2 separate regions of the Homo sapiens genome follow, and region 2 is linked to region 1. A link is an interaction called in ENCODE POLR2A ChIA-PET data of the cell type or tissue named here. Cell type or tissue: CD4-positive, alpha-beta T cell. All regions are shown on one strand.

Region 1 (4,000 bases):
ACACTCAAAAAGCCTTCATCCTATATCAGAAGGTATAAGATGAACTGGGATAAATGTACACTTAAATATTTTTAATTAAAATAAAAAGTTTAGAGTAGTTGTCATTTTTTAAAAGACTGCCTGGCTTAACTGACTGTGATTAGCCACCACTTTCTGGTCCAGACTGTACCAAGCAAGATAATTTTAATTCTAGTTAAAATTGTGCCAAAATATAATACTCCAATGTCAATGTGACTATTTTGAACTCTGAAAGCGTGAATTTGACACACTTTTAAGATGATAAATAAGCAATTAGTATAATAAAATTCAAACTCCTCTCTCCAGTTTTCCCTCCTACAACACCCTTTTCAACAGGCTGGACTCAGCTTCCCTACCCTCTCTCCTACACTCTATCTCTTGGCTTAGGCCCTGTCTTTCACCTAGTGGTCTCCTCTCAGTCTCTTCCTACACACAATCCACTTCATGCAACAAATGCCACTTCCTTCCTGAAACTGTCCCTCTTCTTCCTACGAAGTTATCTCTTCCTCCAAAACCCTTAACACATTATCAGTACCTTTTATCCCTTTTAATTTGTATGAAAGCTAACTTCTCCATCTCATACTTGGCAGGAAGCGTCTTAACAATGGTATCAATCACCAAATATAGCCACAGCTTTACCCAGTCAGTGCTCAACAAATGCTGTAAGAACAAGGTCATTCTAGGGCTATCACCATAAGTCATTCTGTTGACATTCTAAGAGAGTGATTCTAAATTTAGCTTACCATAGTATCTGAAGATAAATGCTGTCAGCATAGTTGAAAACTGGAGCTGCCAAAGAAGCTGCCACCAAGATTAACTGGACTGCTGTATTCACCTAAATAAAAAAAGAAAAAGTTCTAAGTGAATAGTGCCAACTGGATCCTATTTCAAGCTTTCAAGACAAAAGCACAGCCCATCACACTATAACATGACATACCCTCAGCATGCTTGCTGTTCATCTACACTATCCCTGCCCAATAAGCTTGCATTCACAGGTGAGCACACACAAAAGGGTCAGCTTCACTAACTGACCCATCTGTCTGCACAGCTGCCCTTAAGAGCAAGAGTAATGACAACTGTCAGAAAATACCACTACCTTGAATTCTCACAGCAACTCAAAAATGTTACAAAATTATTTGCCTTTTTTCCAACTGCCCATTAAAATGGAATACGAAAATAACTAAGCTACCTCTTCATGGGTAAAAGGGTAATGAGTTAGGTGACTTGCCTGCAGTCACAGCAGACAACAGAACCAAAGCTGGAACCTAGATTTCCTGGGGCCTTATCCGATGCTCCTTTCTTGCCTACCTGTCAAACCTTGTGAGGTTAGAAAATTAAAAGGCACTCATCTCAGGACAGATGCAGTGGTTCATGCCTGCAATCCCAACACTTTGGGAGGCTGAGGCAGAAGGACTACTTGAGCCCAGGAGTTTGAAACCAGCTAGTTAAAAACCAGCCAAGCATGGTGGTGTGCACCTGTACTCTCAGCTACTTGGGGGGCTGAGGTGGTAGGATATTTTGAGCCTGGGAAGTCAAGGCTGCAGTGAGCTATGATTGCGCCACTGCACTCAAGGCTGGGCAGACAGCGCAAGACCCCGTTTCAAAGAAAAAGCACTCATCTCCATAAAAGAACCTCTCTCAAGGAGGAAATGAGTAGGCTTCCCTACACTAAAAGACAGCACTGGGGAGAAAAGAAAATAGAACAAGAAATACACTGGAGACTCCCTCTATCATCATGAGAAGCACTCCATGGAAGAGTCTGCAAAGTATGAAAAAGCGAGTGAAGCAGACGAGCACCTCTGTTCTATCACCCGTTCTGCAGCCAAATGAGAAGGATTCTACTTCATTTAAAAAATAAATAATAGCCAGGCGCAGTGGCTCACGCCTGTAAGCCCAGCACTTTGGGAGGCCGAGATGGGTGGATCACCTGAGGTCAGGAGTTTGAGACCAGTCTGACCAACATGGTGAAACCCCGTCTCTACTAAAAAATACAAAAAAAAAATTAGCTGGGCGTGGTGGCGCATGCCTGTAATCTCAGCTACTTGGGAGACTGAGGCAGGAGAATCGCTTGAACCCGGGAGGAGGAGGTTGCAGTGAGCCAAGATCGCGTCATTGCACTCCAGCCTGGGCAACAAGAGCAAAAATTCATCTATAAAAAATAATAAAATAAAATAAAATTAAATTAAATTAAAATAAAATAAAATATAAAATATAAAATAAAATAAAATGTAAATTTTATCCTAAGGGCTTCCTATAAGGGTTTAAGGCACTTGTCCCCGTACCTCTTTAAGCACTTTCCATGTAACGCTACACTCAAATTGCCATACAATATAAACACAAGTCACTTGAAGCCAAACAAACAAACAAACAAAAAACAACAAAAAAACCCCAAACCCTATGCATGTAGATGAAAGTCCACCCCAGGGAGTTCTGTATAGAAGCAACTACCCTTCTCTCCCAAAAATGATGGGCATTCTTAACCTGTTAAATCCTTGACATTAAAGATGGGACAAAAGAATGAACTGAGAAAACTTATCAAAGCTACTAGAAAAACAAATATGGCTTGAGAGGTAGACTGGCATATACTTATTGCCCTGAATGCTCGGGAAAACAGAATGGACAACTAAGAGTAGCAGTTGTTTATTAGTGAACAAAACTTTTTCCTATTTTCCTATCCCTTTCCACTTAACTATCAATCCTGAAAATGAACAGCCATTTGGTATTTTCACCACAGGGAAGGAGGGAGTGAAACCACCAGGGACTCTTCATAATCTGTGAAACTGAATTAAGAAGCAGTTACAGCCAAGCTTGGTGGCTCACTCCTGTAATCCCAATAATTTGGGAACCCAAGGCAGGAGAATTGCTTGAAGCCAGGAGTTCCATACCAGCCTGGGCAACAAAGTAAGACCTTGTCTCAAAAAAAAAAAAAAAAAAAGGAACAATTACATTTCAATTCCCTTTCCCTAAACAGTGGCCCGATTACCTCATTCAGAGCTTAAACTCTCAGACCACCAACTCAAGGCACAACATGTATAAGGATGATCCAAAAAACACGGAGGACAAACTAGGTTAAAACTGCCTGCCCAACGCTACTCTCTAGCCTCTATACTCAATGCATTTAAATTTGTCTCATTTTCAGCTGTTCTTGACTAAGGTTTATATCCTGTATAATAAAAATTTACAAAGGAATAACTTCAAAGAACATTGCATTCTCTTACCTTGCTGATGAATGTTGGTTTTAACCTAGCAGTGGCATAGCAAGGATTGAAATACTTGGCAAGTGTTCGCTGGCAGAGGACCAAAAAAGATAAAGTAATTAACTTATTGTTTAAAATAACATTTTTATTTAAAATAGACATTTTGTTATTATACTTAGGTAACAACATAACTTTATAAATCATACATTCAATATATACTGAATATTGATTTTAAAAAATGTATAGATTTTTCAATTGCTGTAAAATTCGAACACAATACCTATCATATAGTTTGCTTTATAAAATTTTACTAAACTCAAAATTCCCTTATTCACTATTTTCTTTTTTGAATTAAAAAATAAAATGAACAAAATACTGCTCTACTGCTCTATTTTCAGTACATTGGGAGCCAAAAGAGGTTAATATGCTATGCGTATGTGTTCAAGTATTTATAGAGCCTGTGAATAAATATGCAAACAAACCATCCCATGTTCATACAACTGTGATTTTTAAAACCAATTCTAGACTATCCATGGTAGAGGTTAAATTAGACAATATGGCCTGGACCTATATGAAACACCTTTAAAGAATTTGCTTCTAGGGATAGGGGCTGGCTAGTCTGGGTTTCACGTGCCATCAATTGAAAAGATGTTGACGCAAAAATATGTCTTTTTGCTTTTTCCTTAAATCATATATAATGCTAAAAGAATACTTTTTGGAAACAAACTCACTGGTGTTGGAAGAGTTCGGTATCTGACATAAAAAACAGCAGCAATCAACATTAC
Region 2 (4,000 bases), 300 kb after region 1:
CTCATGTGTGTTATAACAACCCCAGTGTCAGAGTGCCTCGTTGCTAAAGTGGCTTTCTTAAAGCCCAAGCCATGGAAAATCACTAATAAAAGCATAAATGAAAGAAAAATGTGTAATTAAGAAACTCAGATGCCCCAACTCAATTGAAGTAGAAAATAATCTGAAGACATCGCTTTCCTTAGGCTTATTATCTTTAATTGGCTTCCTCCTTTGTTGTGGATGGCCATATAGACTCAGGAGAGAGGCAAAGTGCTAACTTCATGTCTCCTGCAGGCCGCAGCACCAGCTCCTGGGGCTCCTGTTGTTCCTGTTCTATAAAAAGGAGGCAGCCGGGCACGGTGGCTCACGCCTGTAATCCCAGCACTTTGGGAGGCCGAGGCGGGTGGGTCACCTGAGGTCAGGAGTTTGAGGCCAGCCTGGCCAACATGGTGAAACATGGTCTCTACTAAAAATACAAAAATTAGCTGGGTGTGATAGTGGGTGCCTGTAATCCCAGCTACTCGAGAGGCTGAGGCAGGAGAATTGCTTGAACCTGAGAGATGGAGGTTGCAGTGAGCCGACACCATGCCACAACACTCCAGCCTGGGTAACAGAGTGAGACCCTGTCCCCCCCTAAAAAAAAAAAAAGGAGATAATAAAACCTTTTCTCTGAAAGAGAAAAGCACTTAACCTGCTGTCCACTAATAGTGTCTAGTTGTAAATACTCATTATCAGTAAGTCCTTACAACTGACTGAAGTCAGCATACTTTTCAGAAAAACGGTGAGCCAGATGTTTCTAAACTTCCAAAGGGCAGAGCCAGGCTCTCAAAAGGATGAAGTGGGTGGCTACCCACTAATACCCACAAATTACCTGATTCCTATTTAACAGGTAATTTGAACAGCACAGGGTAGAACATCCTGCCCAAAGTATCTTTTTCACTCTACGTACTTGCAGTTCCACCATTAGAAATGCATTCCTGGACAGATGTGGTGGCTCACGCCTGCAATCCCAGCACTTTCAGAGGCCGAGGCAGGTGGATCACTTGAAGCCAGGAGTTGGAGACCAGCCTGGCCAACATGGTGAAACCCCATCTCTACCAAAAAATACAAAAAATTAGCCAGGCATGGTGGCACACGCCTGTAGTCCCAGCTACTCAGGAGGCTGAGGCAGGAGAATTGCTTCAACCTGGGAGGCAGAGGTTGCAGTGAGCCTAGATTGTGCCACTGCACTCCAGCCTGGGTAACAGAGTGAGACTATCTTAAAACAAAACAAAATGAAATGCATTTCTTTGAGTCCTGTGGAGTCCCCCTTCAAAATGCAAATACTTTCACATCAGCTCTCTGCATAGGCAGTAAGTTTGAAGCTGGGTTATTAGAATGATGCCTAGAAGTCTCTCCCAGAGTCAGGGGGTATCGGAGGCTTCTCAGGAGGGAGACACAGACCTTCTTGCCTAGAACCAGCCCTATGGATCTAAGGGCTGGAAGACTTCCAGGTCAACATAACCCACAGAAACAAGCCCACGCTGACAATCTACCTTCAAACAGCAAGGAAATCTCAACTCTGGCTGGGTTCTCCCTGACATCACATCCTTCCCTACCTGAAAACAGCAGTTTCCCAACAAACAGCAGCTACCCATCAAAGCAGACCAGTGACTCCATAGCAGCTTTTCGGTCTTCTGGTGCACAGCCCTGCAGACCCACAGAGCTGGGGCTCTGGCAGTACTTAGATGCAGACATAGCTTTCCAGGCAGGACACCTGAGACTTTTCCTTCCTCTGAACCCCAGAGGACTGGCTTTTTTTTTTTCTTTTTAATAATATTGTCATTACAGATTTGCTAATCTTTTCTATGGAGCATTAGTCAGTATTCTGCTCTCATTAAGGATGCCAAGGTCCTAATGCCTTTTCCCCTTTACAAAATAACTTAGCCATGTTCACATTCTCTTAGCATGTAATTTACCATCCCCTAAGGCCCAAGGCCATTCTTATGAGCCCTGGGCATGAGGAGATTTTCTTTTTTTTTTTTGGGATGGAGTCTCGCCCTGTCGCCCAGGCTGAAGTGCAATGGCGTGATCTCAGTCATGGCATGAGCCACTGCACCCAGCAGAGGAGATTTTCATAACAGGAAACAATTCATGTGTATTTAATCTGCAGATTGCATGGAGTGGGGGTGGGGTTGTGGCAAAGAAGGAACAAACAAATTGCAAATGTTTAGATATCTTCTGCACCCACAGCCACTTCAGACGTAGACAATCTGCGTCCTACCCTCTTCAGAGAATCATCTCAGAGATTAATAGCATTAGGACTTTGAACTCTGAGCAAGGGCTTAGTCACCCAACCATGTTGCAAAAAGTAGTGAGAGTGTCCTCTGAATTAAGGTGATAAGAAAAACTTACCACCAGCCTTCCCCTAACAGTTGTCCGTAATGTCCCTTTCAGAAACTTCTGAGTTTTTCTACCTCTCTCTGTGTCTGATGTTGCTTACTTGTTTTACTTGACAAACTTAATGAATTGAACATACTTTTAAAATTTGTATTTATTTTGAGACAGGATTTCACTGTGTCACCCAGGCTGGAGTGCTGTGGCACGATCATGGCTCACTGCAGCCTTGATCTCCCACGATCAAGTGATCTTCCTGCCTTAGCAGTCCACCCTATTCTCCCTCCCCACTTCCCACCAAGTAGCTGGGAATACAAGGCATGTACCACCATGCCTAGCTACACAGGGAGTTTCACTGTGTTGTCCAGACTGGTCTTGAACTCCTGGGCTCAAGCAGTCCTCCCACCTCAGGCTCCCACAGTGCTGGGATTACAGGCGTAAACCACCATGCCTTGTCTATGCTTTTTTTTTTTTTTTTTTTAAGATGGAGTCTCGCTCTGTTGCCCAGGCTGGAGTGCAGTGGCATGATCTCGGCTTACTGCCACCTCTGCCTCCCAGGTTCAAGCTGTTCTCCTGCCTCAGCCTCTCTAATAGCTGGGATTACAGGTACATGCCACTGAGCCCAACTAATTTTTATATTTTTAGTAGAGACAGGGTTTTGCCATGTTGGCCAGGATGGTCACGAACTCCTGACCTCAAGTGATCCACCCATCTCAGCCTCCCAAAGTGCTAGGATTATAGTTGTGAGCCACTGCACCCGGCCTATGCTATTTTTAGTAGTAATTAAACTGCTTTTTGCTGACCATCCCTTCATTTCTTTCCTCCTTATGGATCTGTAGGGAAAAAGTTCCCATAATGACAAAGTCAAATTAGAAGGGACTCCTTTGCGTGAGAAGACAATAAAAAGTCAAATAACTCTATTCTCAAGAACTGCCAGGGAAAAGTCACTCATAGGGACAACAACTCCTTTGTAAATTCATCCTCACCAGCTGCACTCACTCAACAGAGTCTGGTCTTTTAGCCAAATACAGGCTCCTCCCCTCCACCAGGATTATTTTAAATTTCCCTCTTCTCCTTCGCAGCTGTTGACTTGCTTCCTCATGCAATTAAACATCCAAACCCATCCAGATCTGGGCCACCTGCTCCTCTTTCCCTTCGTTTAGCACCAAAGTTGATGACAGTCCCTTTTTGTCTTCCTATGCCCTATCCTCTGTCCCAGCATGTTCACAGGATACTCACTCTGTTCATTTTCTTCCCTTCCTTCTCCTCTCCTCTCCTCCCCTCCTCTCCCCTTCCTTCTCTTCCCTTTTCTTCCTTTCCCTCCCCTTCTCTTCCTTTCTGTTCTCCAGCCAATTTCTCCCTCTCAACTTGTTCAATAGACAGATAAGGGGATTAATCCCTTTATCCATAACACATGTAATACATGTTGCAAATTATTTCCTCCAAGTCATTTACCTGTCTTTTGACTTTATTTATGGTGGGGTTATTTTTTAGTTTGCTTATTGTACTTTTTGTCATGCAAAATTTCTTCATTTTATTGTGTGCGTGCGTGTGTGTGTGTGTGTGTGTGTGTGTGTGTGTGTGTGATTTTTTTTTTTTTTAAGACGAAGCCTTGCTTTGTCACCCAGGCTGGAGTGCAGTGGCG

Evidence for each region. ChIA-PET counts read pairs that join two places held together with the same protein. Peaks named below come from ENCODE experiments on the same cell type or tissue, not always from the same donor. Only the 100,000 strongest peaks of a DNase experiment are listed, where the experiment ranks them.
Region 2: POLR2A ChIA-PET joins it to region 1 with 5 read pairs; 2 of 35 experiments call an interaction of 5 or more read pairs at or near these places.

Annotation. Positions count from the first base shown.
Region 1 is chr20:6,031,317-6,035,316 of GRCh38, reverse strand. It overlaps CRLS1 (cardiolipin synthase 1), which reads right to left. Exons shown (of 7, transcript NM_019095.6): 4 at 3,947-4,000; 5 at 3,237-3,305; 6 at 762-853. Among named protein-coding and RNA genes, the nearest start is that of LRRN4, 21 kb to the left of the region's middle. In CD4-positive, alpha-beta T cell, no CTCF peak of the experiment used is centred here; no DNase peak of the experiment used is centred here.
Region 2 is chr20:5,735,707-5,739,706 of GRCh38, reverse strand. No RefSeq gene overlaps it. Among named protein-coding and RNA genes, the nearest start is that of SHLD1, 13 kb to the left of the region's middle. In CD4-positive, alpha-beta T cell, no CTCF peak of the experiment used is centred here; DNase peaks (open chromatin) are centred at 1,536 and 2,196; H3K27ac peaks cover 1,658 bases.